Linked DNA regions of Homo sapiens: region 1 is linked to region 2. A link is a contact called in ENCODE Hi-C data. All regions are on one chromosome and are shown on one strand. The core of a region is the stretch at or near the end of the contact, and the rest is flanking DNA. Distances in the headings are between cores, read along the strand shown.

Region 1 (7,005 bases), core at 483-2,982, 1.5 Mb before region 2:
GGAGTTTGCCACTAGCTTGTTGCATGTTACAGGAAATTGATGAGTGGTAGTTTGAGTTTTCTCAGCAACCTTCCCTAGCTCTAGAGTTTCACAGTTTGTGGAGTTAATGCCGCCCTGGGTTGGTGTGTTTTTTTCAAGCCTGATCTGTTTCTTCTGTGGAATTTATCCTTCATCTCCTTATGCTCCAAGCACTCATTGTCTGCTCCTAAGTGGATCAGACAGGTGGGTTGGGGGAGCTGATAGGCAGAGGACGTGTCAGACTTCATCAAGAAACCATGGTCCCTAGTTTCTACTGAATCATGGAAAGCAATTTGAAAATCTGGGAGGACTTTGGAACAATACAAATGACTCAGGTACCCCTGGAATATGCTAATATTTTAGGACTTTGAACTTAAAACTGGATTCAGCCCTTCTTTCATTTTGAAGAAGACCAATCAAGACTCACGTTTTAAATTTTCAGTTGTCTTTCTTCTTTTCCCTATTATCTTCTTTTTGTTTTTCTACCCTCTTGAAGCTAAGTCTTTGAGACCCTTAGCATGGGCAGTCCCATCTTCATTGTAATCACAATTTTAGAGCTTTGAAAGACTGGTCCCTGGGATCTGCAAGCCCAGTTGGTGGCTGGGTAACTGTATGTCTGTGTTTGCACAAGCAGAAACAGATTCAGTACCTTCTCAACAGACAACAGTATAGCACTGTGATGTGATACTTGCATTTTCAGAGCATACCAGCCTGTTCTGTTAAGAAAGCAGCTCTGTGGCAGGCTCAGATGTGGGCCCACTCCTTTGATCATGTTGAAATTTCAACATAGGGTTCTAGAATTCTCCTTCTCAACTTAAAGAAATATTTTATAGAAAAATGTATCAAGAAACCAGGACACCGCGTCATGTTTTGGCGTCGTTTGTCTATATAGACAAATTATGGCAAAGCAGTGAGCAACATAGAGCGATTCCTGTCCGTCTGTTATGTGTGGCCTTGGAAATGTTGTCATGACAGTAGAAAATGCTGGGAAAGGTGTCTTGTAAAATGAAGATGGGTTGTAATGCAGAAATGAAGACATCTGAAACCTGGTGGCATCTGGGTTTGAAATGTCTTGGCATAAGCCTGGCACACAGGTGTAGCCAGTGTTTGCAAGCAGTGAGTATCGCTCCCCTACCCAGTGTGTTTGTCCATTTTCACACTGCTATAAAGAACTACCTGAGACTGGGTCATTTTTAAAGGAAAGAGGTTTAATTGGCTCACAGTTTGGCATGGTTGGGGAGGGCTCAGGAAACTTACAATCATGGCAGAAGGTGAAGGGGAAGCAAGGCATGTCTTACATGGTGGCATGGGGTGAGGGGAGAGAGAGAGAGAGAGCATAAAAGAACCCACACACATTTAGAACATTAGATCTCATGAGAACTCCCTCACTATCATGAGAACAGCATGAGGGAACCGCCCCCAGGATCCAATCACACCTCTCGCCCAGTCCCTCCCTTGACACGTGGGGATTACAATTCAAGATGAGATTTGGGTGGGGACACAGAGCCAAACCACATCACCCAGTATGTGACTTGTCACCCCTATATTCTCTAAGTGTTTAAACTGATCACATGAATCATCACAGTTAGCCAGCTGGTAATGGCTTGTAGTGAGGGAGGAGCCCCAACTGTCCATTCTTAGGAGCGCAGCCCGGGCGGGGTGGCCACCAGATAGAGACTTGCCCTACAGTAACCTTGTGTGCTCAGGCAGGGGAAGAGCCTGCAATGGGCCGCCGAGGGACCTGCCCATGACTCAGAAATGGGTGGAGCCAGAGGGGTTGACAGACAGGATATGTCTGCTGTGTTCCAGCTGCTGGTTTCTGCAGGGGCCAAGGGTAGTTTTGCTGTCTGGCTTCCTACCCACTGCCCTCCCCAGCCACAGCAGCACCTGCGTCTGTCTTCCCTCTCCCTGCTCCTCCTCCCCTGCCTGCCCCATCCTTTCCTTTGTTCCTGGTGCCTACAATTCAGAGTCTAGATGGTTTATCACTCCAGCACACAGAATAGAAAGGAAACTGAGACAAAGGTGGTTAAGGGACTTGCCCATGCTCCTGGGCTTGAAAGGGGCAGGGCTGGGATGAGGACAGCAATTTCTAGCTCTGTGCACTCCGACACAGTGGCCATGCCTTGTCTAGCACAGGGCCTTATGGGGTGCCAGGGTCCATGTAGCCAGCAGGGAAGCAGAGCTCTTCCTGGAGGCTCTGGTGCCCACAGGATTTCCTGCTGTTGGTGGTTCAGTTGCCACTGCTGAAGAGTTTTTCCTGCCAAAGGGTGCTAGCTGCAGAAGCCCTCTCTGTGCCCACTGTTGTCCCAACACCAGCCTGTTCTTGGGTGCTGCGTCCAGTTGGCTCCAAACTTGGGTACCATATTTCCCCAACCAAAAGCCAGGACAATCAATAACAGTGCGCATTAAATGCGGATCTTGTGTTGGGGCTGCAGGAGGAGCTGCATCCCACTGGACCTCACCCACACGGGTCGCCACCCTCCTGGTCCGCCTCTGCGCCTGCTGGTCCACCAAGTCGGCCTCTTTTGCCCCTCCCATGCATGGGTTCCTCCTGCTCCTGCTTTTGTCCCTCCAATTGCTGGCGGTGGTCTCAGTCCCCAGCCATGATTAGGTTAGGCTGAGAAGTCAGAGCCCAGCCTCACTCTGCATTTCTCTCTTCTCACAGTGGCGGAGTTTGTATTTGGCATCATCTCTGTGCGACTCCAAGTGTGACGTTGGGTCAGGGGCTACTTCTCTGACTGCTCTCAGTATATTCATTTTGCTGTCTGTATCAAGTCCATTGTTTTCAACTTTTAAAAATTCAGTTTGATGCATTGAGCTAATTGTAATGATCACGCGGAGGCTGGATGTCCTGGCATTGCTGGGGAGGTGTCTCCGAAGGTAAGAAGTGAAGCAGTTTTGAAAGTGCCTGGTTCTGGCCGGGCACAGTGGCTCACGCCTGTAATCCCAGCACTTTGGGAGGCTGAGGCAGGTGGATCACGAGGTCAGGAGTTCGAGACCAGCCTGGCCAACATAGTGAAACCCTGTCTCTAGTAGAAATACAAAAAAAATAGCCAAGCGTGGTGGCGAGTGCCTGTAATCCCAGCTACTCGGGAGGCTGAAGCAGGAGAATTGCTTGAATCCAGGAGGCAGAGGTTGCAGTGAGTCGGGATCGTACCATTGTACTCCAGCCCAGGTGACAGTGTGAGACTCTGTCTCAAAAAAAAAACACAAAAACAAAAGAAAGAAAGAAAGAAAGTGCCTGGTCCCATGGTTCACAGTAGGGCAAAGGAAACAGGAGCTCGGGCGCAGAGCTGATTCACTCAAAGGCAGAGCCAGGGCTAGGACCCAGCTATTCTGACTCCAAGTTCCTTCCCATTACAAAGACACTGGACCACTCCGGTTGTTTCCAGGAAAGACTTTTTCTCACATGATTTCCCCCAAAACATGGTGCTGCGATACAAACGCAACATACAACGCCCTAGCAAAGCTGAGCATTGTGACCAGAATAACTTTATGAAGTCCTACGTAATTATTTTAAAGAAGGAGAACTTCACAATCCTTACAAGAAAGGCGATGCGGGAAACAGTAGCGGCATTTTTAAGAAGAGATGCCAGGCACTGATTCTGTAAAACTTTTGAGCTTGACAGTTACTAAGCGTTGAATATGGCATTTTAACAAAACATCTTGTATTTTCAATTGTAGTTACATTTTCACCATATGACTAATGATGTCTTTGGAGGGAAAACTAGATCATATAATAGATTCCTAGCAGAAAACATAATTGTGAGAGGAACTATTCTCAGGAGAGAGGAGTACACCCCAAGGATAATTTCCCCGGCCTCAGATACAGTAATTACTCTCCCTCAAGGAATTCACTCACGTAGCTTGTGTTGATGGGACAAATGGCTCGGAACAATATCAGCTTTGGTGCTGTCACACAAACTGCGCTGGGGACAGATCAGAGTGATCTGGTTTATTTGTTCCTCCTCACCCTTAGGTGTGACTCTTTTGAAAGCAGCCTTTTCTTCCTACAGAGTAGACACTATGTTGAGAACATTTAGGAATGTGGTTAAGAGTAAGTTCACAGAATAAAATTCTTCTTAGGTAAAGATGATGGGGATGAGCAGATTTTATCGTAAGCTGCTTTCAGAGCCCATTCACACAAGGGTCTCATTTTATTAGGGCGTGATTGGCCACAGTGAACAAATGGAATGCTTGGGTACTCGTACACTGCCCATCCCCCAGGAGATCCCGGCGGTTCCCACGCGTAGTTGACTGAATGATAGCCGTTCTTCAATCCATTTGGCTCATGGGGCCGATTCAGGAAGGATCTGCACATTCTTCCTGTGGAAACCTGTGACATGAGGCTCAGAGACGTGACCAAGGTCATAGGAGTGGGGAGGAAGGAACTCAGAACCAGGTCTGTGGGATTTCAGGCCAAAAAGGAGCGTAGCAAGTGCTTAGCTCTGACGTGGGCACAGGACTGGACCACCAAGGCACAGCTGTGCCTAGCCCCGTGTTATGAAATGGTGTGGGGTTGCCTTGGCTGTAAACTGATGTATTTTCCTTTTAATTGGCCTGCTTGGATGTCAGCGGCCATTGGCCATTTATAGGGATTTCCTGTCCCTCTGGAGAGGCTCCAGCTTCCCTCTTCTCACCAGGAAGGGGAGGCTGATGTGCATGGCGTGCTTTCTCTCCAACAGGTGAAGCGATTCTCAGAAATCAAATTTACCTCCCAAGATTACCTTGAGGCGAAGTTCAGGTTGAGAACAAATGTAGTCATATCTGGGGCTTTAGAGCGTTTTCTTTCCTATCTGCAGTCAGGCCGTGGCCTCCACATGGTGACGCTCTGATGGAATGGAATGTCGCCTCCTTCTTTGAAACCCAACCCTCCAGGCTCATCCTTGCCAAAAACCAGGAAGGGGTTAAATATTCCGGGCAGCGCCAAGTCAGATTATCTGTATTGGTTTGCTTCTACGCTATAAAAATGCATTTGGACACCTTTCTCAAATTCGGGGTTGCTTTCTCTTAATTTCTATAGCCATTTCACAAGGCCTGTAATGACAGGCCAGCTAAAGTGCATGGAAGGCATCATGAATAAATCCTTTCAGGAATTCCATTAAGGGAAGACTGGATTCCAACCAAGTGCTAGTGACTTGATCCAACCTGCTAGAACAGGGAGGGGAGGCAGCCCGGTTAAAGGCAGAGTGTGGAGATCCTGTGGCTAGGGGTTTTGAGAGGGGCAGATGCTCAGGCTGAAGGGGGATGGATAGTTCCCTAGCATAAGTGAGTTACTTTTGTGCTTCTTTGAGGCTGTTGTGCTAAAGTGGGCTTTCTTGTGGGCCCACAGGACATTTCTTTTAGTCCTTTGCCTTTAATGGAGGTGACAGCTGACCCCTGGTGCAGTGTCGTGGCCCCAGGCCACTTGCAGGGATGGCTTGCTTGAGGCTGGGGCATTGACAAAGAGTCTGCCTTGGAGAATTCAGAGGACTGGAGAACCCTTCTCTTCCCCGCTGGGGCCAGTTCCTAGGTTCTCAGTGGCCCCCAGGTGGGTGGGCTACCACTCAGGCCCTGAGGGGTAGCACTCCTTTGGTGATGAGGTCTTCTGGAACAGTTCTGACCCCTCTGCCTTACAGGGCCCCAAAGAGGCTTTGAAAAAATTTTGAGAATGGACCAACTCTCACAGCAGATTCATGAGAGTTGAATGTTTAGCCGCCATGTGCAAGACCAAAGGGGTTTGCTACTTTCTTGGACAGGCTTCATATCCAAGGGGTCTAGATGCTCCCCTCCAGCCAGCACATTTTCTCCCTGTGAGCACGTTGCAAGGGAAACCAAACCCTCACCAGCTTGGGCCTGGGATCTGGGTGTGTGACTCCTTAGTGTGGCGTTGTTAGCGGTGGCAGCCTCCCTGGACAAGGCTCAGATGGCTCTGCCAACATTGGCCTTGGGGTCTGCTTTTCTCTTTGCCACCCTCAGATTGGCAGGTTCTTTATTTGGACATGTTAATACTTTGTCATTTTCCCAGAGAGTGCTCCTGTTCTTGAACCATCTGGCCCCTTCAGTGCAACTCTGTAGGACTGTGCTCTGCTCCGTGGGGGTTGGTGTCACTGTTTAACTGCTGGAGGATGTTCTTACCACAATCGTTTTCACCTGCATGGTGGGTGCCCCCCTGCCTTCCTCTACTGCCTTGAATAGGCTTGTATCTTGAAAAGTTCACGTTCTCAAATGGAGGCCCTCCCTATAAACCAGAACCTAATCCACCAGTCCAAGAAATCACCAAAGGTGACATTTTGCTGAACATGACACCGTTTCTTTTGTTTATAAATTGGCAGGAAGAAAAATGTTTAGTAACCATACACCTGCTCTTTCTGAGTTCAGTTCTAGAATCAACAGATTAGCTATGAACAAAGAAAACCATGTGGGTCAGATTAAATATATCCTGAAGGACTAAACCGTAAAACTAGGGATTTGTCATGGAGGTGCATTCATCAAACTCAGTTGATGAAGTTCCAACACCTGCATAGGAAACTTACTCTCAAATACAATGTACCCAGTGCCGACTGTTTTTGCTCACATTGTGAAAAAACGCAAAAAGATGGGTTTTCAGTCATGAGTGGTGGCGGGTGGGCCTGCAGGGATCCAGTCTGACCTGCAGCCAAGAGTTTCACTTCCCACTTTGTCAGCTGTGTGCTGTTTGTCACCTCCGTGCTCTGTGGGGTAAATGGCATTTGGTGTCAAAAGTAAGACACACCAGGGTGACTTCAGGGCTGTGATTACATCCAGCTGAGACCTATATTTAGAGTCCAAATCTTGGAGCCAAAAGGAGTCGTGCTGCCGTAGCCCGCCCTCCTGCCCCGTGGAGGGAGCCTTCTTGCACCATTTCTGACAAGGGACAGCCAGCTTCTGTCTGAGCACTTCCAGCAACCAGGAACTGACACCTCCCAGGCAGCCGGGCTATGTTTGCACAACCCTCATTCTTAGAAAATGCTTCTGTCTGTTGAGCTG
Region 2 (6,806 bases), core at 2,910-5,409:
TTTCACCATATTGGCCAGGCTGGTTTTGAACTCCTGACCTTGTGATCCTCCTGCCTTGGCCTCCCAAAGTGCTGGGATTACAGGCATGAGCCACCATTCCTGGCAAAACCAATTTTTTTTTTTTGAGATGGAGTCTTGCTCTGTCGCCCAGGCTGGAGTCCAGTGGTGTGATCTCGACTCACTGCAACGTCTGCCTCCTGGGTTCAAGTGATTCTCCTGCCTTAGCCTCCTGAGTTGTCGGGATTACAAGCACACACCACCATGCCCAGCTAATTTTTGTATTTTTAGTAGAGACAGGGTTTTGCCACGTTGGCCAGGCTGGTCTTGAACTCCCAACCTCAGGTGATTCGCCCACCTTGGCCTCCCAAAGTGCTGGGATTACAAGTGTAAGCCACCATGCCCAGCCCAAAACCAATGTATTTCTTAAATGTATTTGATTGAAGTTTCACGTTTCCCTAAAATGTCTAAAACCAACCTGCACCCTGACCACCTTGGGCACATGTTCTCAGGACCTCCTGAGGCCTGTGTTGATACGGACAGGAGACAGGGAAATACTGGGTAGAAGAGGGCAGTTCCCTGGGAAAGCCCCCGCCCTCAAGCCTGGAAACCCACGGCCCTAAATGGGAACAGGCATTCCTGTTTTTGCACCCAAAAGTTGCCTTTTGGTCTGCCATGTCCCCCGTCCTGTACCCATATAAACCCCAAATCCCTGTCTCCATGAGGAGACAAACAGAAGAGCAGAAGGATGGCAGAATGGTGGGGCAGAGAGAAGGAGTGTCTGAACACCAAGAGGAGTTCAGCTGGGGGACGGTCAGAGGGGAGATCAGCTGCTGGACGGCCAAACTCCAAGGGAAGATCATCTTCCCACTCCATCCCCTCTCAGCTCCCCATCCATCCCACTGAGAGCCACCTCCACCACTCCATAAAACCCCCGCATTCATCCTTCAAGTCTGTGTGCGACTTGGTTCTTCCTGGATGCTGGATGAGGACCTGGGTACCAAGAGGGCACTGGCTGGTTAAGATTTAAGCCATCTGCAGATGGCAAGGCTAAAGAGTGCACTGTAACACATGCCCGCTTGGGCTTCGGGAGTCGCAGACACCCACCCCTGGATGCTGCTGTGGGGCTGGAGCCCAGGGGCACTCATCCCCGCTCCTGCACCTGCCCGTCTCTGTGCTCCCCCTCCTGTAAGGGGTTTGAACATGCATGGCGGCTCAACAGACAAGTCACACCCTTGTTGCACATCCTGCAAGAGGGGTCAGGGAACTCTCCCATTTCAGTGTCATGGGCCATGGTCACTGATAATTGGCTTAGAATAAATTTCTTTCAATATTTTACAGATTTTGACTCTTTTTGTTGACATTTTCCAAGGTTCACCGTCCTTTGAGGGCACACTGTGTTGCCACCATAACTCAGCTGGTCATGCCTCGAATGCTCTGGTGGAAGACCCGCTTGGTGTCAGTTCTCTCAGGTCCTCTCTTTTCTTTCTCAGTGAATGACTTTCTGGACACCATCTCCAGGACCCCGTCCACTTGCCTCCCCAGGTGGAACCCAGCTCTGGGTCTCTCCAACCACTTGTTCCCTAGGGGAGCCTCCCTGGCCACCACCCAGCTGGGGGCCACCCCTCCAGGGCTCTCTCCCTGGAAAGGCTGACCTAGGGGTACAGGCTGGGGTGGCAGCCCACCCAATCGAAGCGAGGCATCCCATTCGTCTCCTGGACTGGGCATCTTTTCAGTAGACTCGTAGTGTCTAGAAGGTCTTTACTATCTGAGTCATCAAGGAAAAAGCTTTGCTCTTGGACTGATAATTAGTGGCAAGTGACATGTGCTCATAAAAACACCAAATTAGCTCATCTGCCCACACAGTGCCTTTCACCCTTGGGTGGTCTCAGAAGCACCTGCAGAGCTAAAAAGGAGCTCAGCGCCAGGCTCAGTGAGGTAGGACAGGGCTGGGCCTAGGTGTGTGTATCCAGTTCCCTGGGTGACTCTAAAATGACCAGTGTGAGAACCACAGGCACTGGCCATCTGCACAACAGCTGGGAACGGGCAACCAGATCTTTGAAAAGCCCAAGAAACCACAGGCAAAAATGTACTCACCACAATGACATTTTCAGAGTTTCGATCAGAGCCCTCTGTCGAGAAGGAGGGTCCTGGAGCCCACGGGCCTGGAGGCTGGTCAGCTCTCTTCCATGCCTCCCCTGCTCTTTCCTCTTAGTGCTTGGGACCAAAGGTGTGATAGGATGGGGGGGGTGGGGGCTGGGGATGGGGAAGGGACCATGGATGATGGATCAAAGTGTGGAAGGACGAAATCCACTGCAGAGAGAGAGATTCATCAGGCGCTCCTAAGAGCCAAGGGCGAGAGACTCACAGAGTAGGATGAGCAAAGGGTAGTAAGGGCAGTTGTTGGTGCTGCCTTTGTAGGTTCCTGGGGCTCTCACCCAGCACTGCTTGTCACCAACTCTGTAACCTCTGACTTCTCCTTAGTTTGTTAACTTCACAATCTATAAGTTTGGGAAAGGACAGGAGAATTTATTTCTTACAAAGGGTTACAGCCTTTAAGGTGATGAGACGGGAGAGTTCCCTGGAGCCTTTTGCTGGACTTGTGATAGGGGTGTGGCTTGCTTACCTGGCACCACGCTCTAACTCCTTGTGGGAGGGGAAGCACGCAGGCGAGTGGGTGCGAGGGCCAGGACAAGCGCTTTTGGACTCCAGCCTCGTGGTACCATCTAGGGGTGTGTTACAATTAATTCTCTTTATTTTATTTTATTATTTTTTTGAGACAGAGTCTCTCACTGTCACCCGGGCTGGAGGGCAATGGCGCGATCTTGGCTCACTGCAACCTCCACCTCCTGGGTTCATGCAATTCTCCTGCCTCAGCCTCCCAAGTAGCTGGGATTACAGGTGCACACCACCACACCCAGCTAAATTTTTGTATTTTTAGTAGAGATGGGGTTTCATTATGTTGGCCAGACTGGTCTTGAACTCCTGACCTCTTGATCCGCTCAACTCAGCCTCCCAAAGTGCTGGGATTATAGGCGTGAGCCACCGCGCCCGGCCAATGTTAGCTATTATTAATGGACAATTATGACTAATTATGAAGTACTTTCTTTTAAAAGCCTAGATCTCTAAGTAATGTCTTCCTCCCTCAGTCCTCAGCACCCGCCTGGTCGGGCATTGGGTCTCACCAAGCTACAGAGCCCTAGGTGCGCTGTGTTAGGTCACCAAGACTTTAGTCTGGTGATACTGACCCCAGGGCCCCAAATCACCATGTCTGCAAGTCTGGAACCCAAAGGCCTCCGTTCCCCGGGGTGGTGCAGGGAAGCCGCAGGGAGTGCGTCAGCTGTGGAGAGCGTAGGGGTGGGAAGTGAAGGCTGTGGGGTCCCCCAGGGGGTCAGGTTCGTCCTCGAAGGCAGGCCCTCCACAGGAAGACCTGGTTGGGGTGGGATCGGACACGCGGCCCAGACCCAGGCACCTGTGGATGGACGGCCGGGCATGTGGCCATCGGCTGGGGGCCTCTGCAGGCCGCGCCACCAGAGTGGGCACTCAGGGTCCGCAAGGGTCTGGGGCGCCCCCAGAGAAGCCCGCCGCCCCAGGCCGGTGCGGAGTTGACTGGGTCCCCCCGGCCCCGTGTCTGTCAGCTCCCGCGCGGCCCCTGGGAAGGGACGCGGATCGGATGCGGGCTCCGGGCCCTGCAGGCAGTTGAGAGCGCGGTTCCCTTGGGTATCCGGGGTCCGGGGTCACTTTCGCGCCTCCGCACTATTCCCACGCCCGCGCGCACTCTCGTGGCCATCCGCGTTGCGAGAGTGTCGCGCCCGGAGGTCAGGGGCGTGGAGCCCGGGCCCCCGAGTCTCCCCTGCGTGCGGCGGGGCGCGGGGCGCGGGGCGCGGGGCGCAGGGCTGAGGCGGAGCACAATGGTTGAATGAATGAATGAACGAACGAATGAACGGCGCTGCAGAGCCCTCTCCAGGCGGAATGAAAGTGCAAACCCAGCGTTTCGGGCGGCAGAGTGGCGGGGGCCACCTGGCGCGGCCGCGCGGCCAGGGTCCGGTTTCGCTTCCTCCCAGCCCGGGGGCGGGGCCTGCGTGGCTGTCCCCGCCCCGGTCCGCCCCCGGCCAGCCCCCGGCGCCGCGCGGAACTCGCGGGTTCGGAGCCGCCCGCTGAGGTCAGAAGGAGGCGTCTGCGCTGATCGGGTCCGCCGCGCGCCAGAGCCAGAGTCGCAGCCGAGGGGAGCCGGGGCCGGAGCCCGAGCCCGAGCCGAGCCGGAGCCCGAGCGAGCGGCGGAGACCGTGCCCCCGCCTCGGCCCCGCGCCGCCGCGGCCAGGCCCGGCATGGAGGAGGAGTGCCGGGTGCTCTCCATACAGAGCCACGTCATCCGCGGCTACGTGGGCAACCGGGCGGCCACGTTCCCGCTGCAGGTACGCATCCGCCCGCAGCCCGGGCTTACGTAACCCGAGCCCGTGACCTTGGCGGGGCTGCCCGAGACGAGCCTCAGTTCCCCGAGGGAGGCTCGGGAGCTGCGGGCAGAGCCTGGCGCGGGCGCCCTGGAGGCAGGCGCGGGATGAGCCTCCCGCTCTGCTTGGCTTGCGGGGGCGGAAGCGGAGGGCTGAGCGCTCTGCGGGCCCCTGCGGGTGGGACGGGTCCGGCGTCGGGGTACGCGGGTAGGAGGGAGCCCTGTGCACCAGCTATGGCGCAGCCGCTCGTCCTCGCCCCTTCCCGCCGACCGGGCCAACTGCCGCGGGGGCGGGCGGGCGGTGCGGCTCCCGGAGGCGAGGAAATGTCGCAGAGCCCCGAGGAGTCCCGGAGCAGTCACGCGAGCCGGGACCTTGCCCCGCTGGAACGCAGAAGCGGCCGTGGAGCTCGAGACGCTCGCGCGCTCACCTCCTGGGCCCCTGTGCGTGGGGAAGTCAGGAAGAAGACGCCGAGTGAGGTCACGGTGCCCACGAGGGTGGATTCCCCTCGGCCTGACCACGCCAGGAGGTGGCCGAAGGGAAGAGGGTGGGGCAGGGGCTGCTCTGCACCCTCTAGCAGAGCGGCATCCCTGCAGGTGTTTGCTCTGACGAGGAGAAGCCCCAGAGAGCAGTTCGGGACTGTGCGGATTGGCTTTAGGGAGCCAGCTTTTAAAACGCGTTGGCCCACGGCCTCCTGGTTGCAGCTAAGTGGCCCGTGGAGGGGTAGGAGAGGCCTGGGTGCAGTGGCGTGGGTGTCACGCAGGGCCGAGGCAGAACCAGGACGACGGGCACTTCCTGGCCTTGTCGAGTCAGCAGGAGGGCTGGGGGTGCCCTGCCGGGTCGTGCTCTCCTGTGCTGCCCACCTGCGGCCTGGTCACTGGGGACGGGAGCAGGTATGCCTGGTCCCTGTGCTGGGCCCCACGGGATGTAAAGAAGGGCCACCTGGGCACGGCGGGGCCTGCGGTGCGGGCTGGCCTGGGAGGAGGACAGGAAGAGGGGAGCAGAGCTTCAGTGGAATTTGAGGGCTGACCTAGGCGTGCCCCCAGGAGGACCAAGCTGAGCAGAGTTGAGCGTGGAAAGGCAGGGGGTTCGAGTCCGAAGTAAGTGGAGGTCCTGTTGGGAAGGATGCGGTGCTTCACAGGTGGTCTTACTTGAGACCCTGTTCCATCCAGCTGCAGGCAGACCCTGCCTGGGACAGTCAGGGTGCACCGGTTCTGTGGCTCCGGCTCTTAAGCACTGCTCTGGACCACTCCTAGCTTGAGGGGGTTGGGGGAGGTCACCACAGGCTGGCGGATTGCTTGGGCAGAGTCAGAGGTAGGATTGGGCTTGGGAAGAAAGGTGCAGGGTGCCTGAAGCAGGGGCAGCCAGGCAGTGTGGAACCAGGGGGCTCTGAGGACAGCGTCCACTCTCTTGGCAGAAGTGTGCAGGTCCTGCTGTGTCTGTCCCGTCCCTCCTCCCATCCACCTCCTACTTCATTGGGCAAACTGTTTCCTTCTTTGGCTCACTCGGGATCCCCCAGCAATGTCCTTTGTTCTCGAACTCCCAGTGACTCGAGGGGTGTCCTCTGATTGCTCACCTCAGGTGGAGCCTCGAAAGGATGGCGCTGCTGTTCCTACCTCGGGTCTCCCCAGTGCACGGCATCCTTACCTGTGGGCTCCACAGGGTTCCATGCAGGCATTTTGCTCCCATACCCCGATGTCCAAGCCCGGCTGGACAAGGAGAAGCAATGTGATGACCGAGGGGCTGAGATGGCTGGAGACCCAGCGAGCCTGGACCAGCCTTAGTGGGCACAGGAGGGAATGGGGGACAGAGCCTGGAAATGGCCTTGGGGCCAGTGTTTGCCGCTTCTAGCTGCAGTTCCAAGGGGACGTGTCCCCAAAGTCTAGAGCTGCTCTTGCAAGAGTTTGTTCTTGATTTTGATCATCACATGTGGCTTAGGACTCCAAAGCCTTGTTCACATAGCTGAATGTGAGGAAAGAAAACTTAGAAACTGGCAGAACATAGCCTCTGGCTGGGCCCCAGAGATTTGCCTCAAGGCTACTTGGAATGAGACTGGAGAATGCCTCAGGGGTGTGGCATGTAGCAGGGCGGCTGGAGAGGCGCCTTATGGGGACTGACCCAGGTGTCTGGGGGTCCCACCTCAAAGCAGGTGTCTCCACATCTTGGAATTCCAGCTGAGGGACCTGGCCCTGGTTTCTGAGCCTTCCGGAGTCTCACCTGCAAACTAGGCACAATACCTGTTTGCAAGATAGCACCAGGGCTCCTTGTGCCCTTCATGCCAGGCTCAGGGTACACCTATTGCCAGGGAGCTCCCACTGATTCCTTGTGAGTGTAGCACAGATTTGTTGCGACTGGACCATC

What was found. Hi-C counts contacts between places; a loop is a spot of excess contacts on that map. Pooled maps may share reads with other maps.
Region 1: a loop to region 2 is called in a map with no recorded cell type, with 8 times the contacts of the local background. The contact joins the enhancer-like site here to the promoter of PDXK in region 2. A Hi-C loop is called at or near these places in 3 of 37 single-sample maps with no recorded cell type and 8 of 50 pooled maps.

Annotation. Positions count from the first base shown.
Region 1 is chr21:42,226,504-42,233,508 of GRCh38, forward strand. The region is part of intron 2 of ABCG1 (ATP binding cassette subfamily G member 1); the gene reads left to right. Among named protein-coding and RNA genes, the nearest start is that of ABCG1, 11 kb to the left of the region's middle. RefSeq lists enhancers at 1,673-1,722, 1,913-2,162. Within about 2 kb of position 1,733, at least 19 of the 41 ENCODE cell types and tissues checked have a DNase peak (open chromatin) inside an H3K27ac peak, as active enhancers do.
Region 2 is chr21:43,714,970-43,721,775 of GRCh38, forward strand. It overlaps PDXK (pyridoxal kinase), which reads left to right and starts at 4,160. Exons shown (of 11, transcript NM_003681.5): 1 at 4,160-4,412. The coding sequence starts at 4,326. LOC124905032 (a long non-coding RNA gene) reads right to left here and starts at 3,579. Exons shown (of 2, transcript XR_007067896.1): 1 at 3,246-3,579; 2 at 2,506-2,723. RefSeq lists enhancers at 3,462-3,511, 4,853-5,762 and silencers at 3,662-4,451, 4,492-4,801, 4,959-5,148.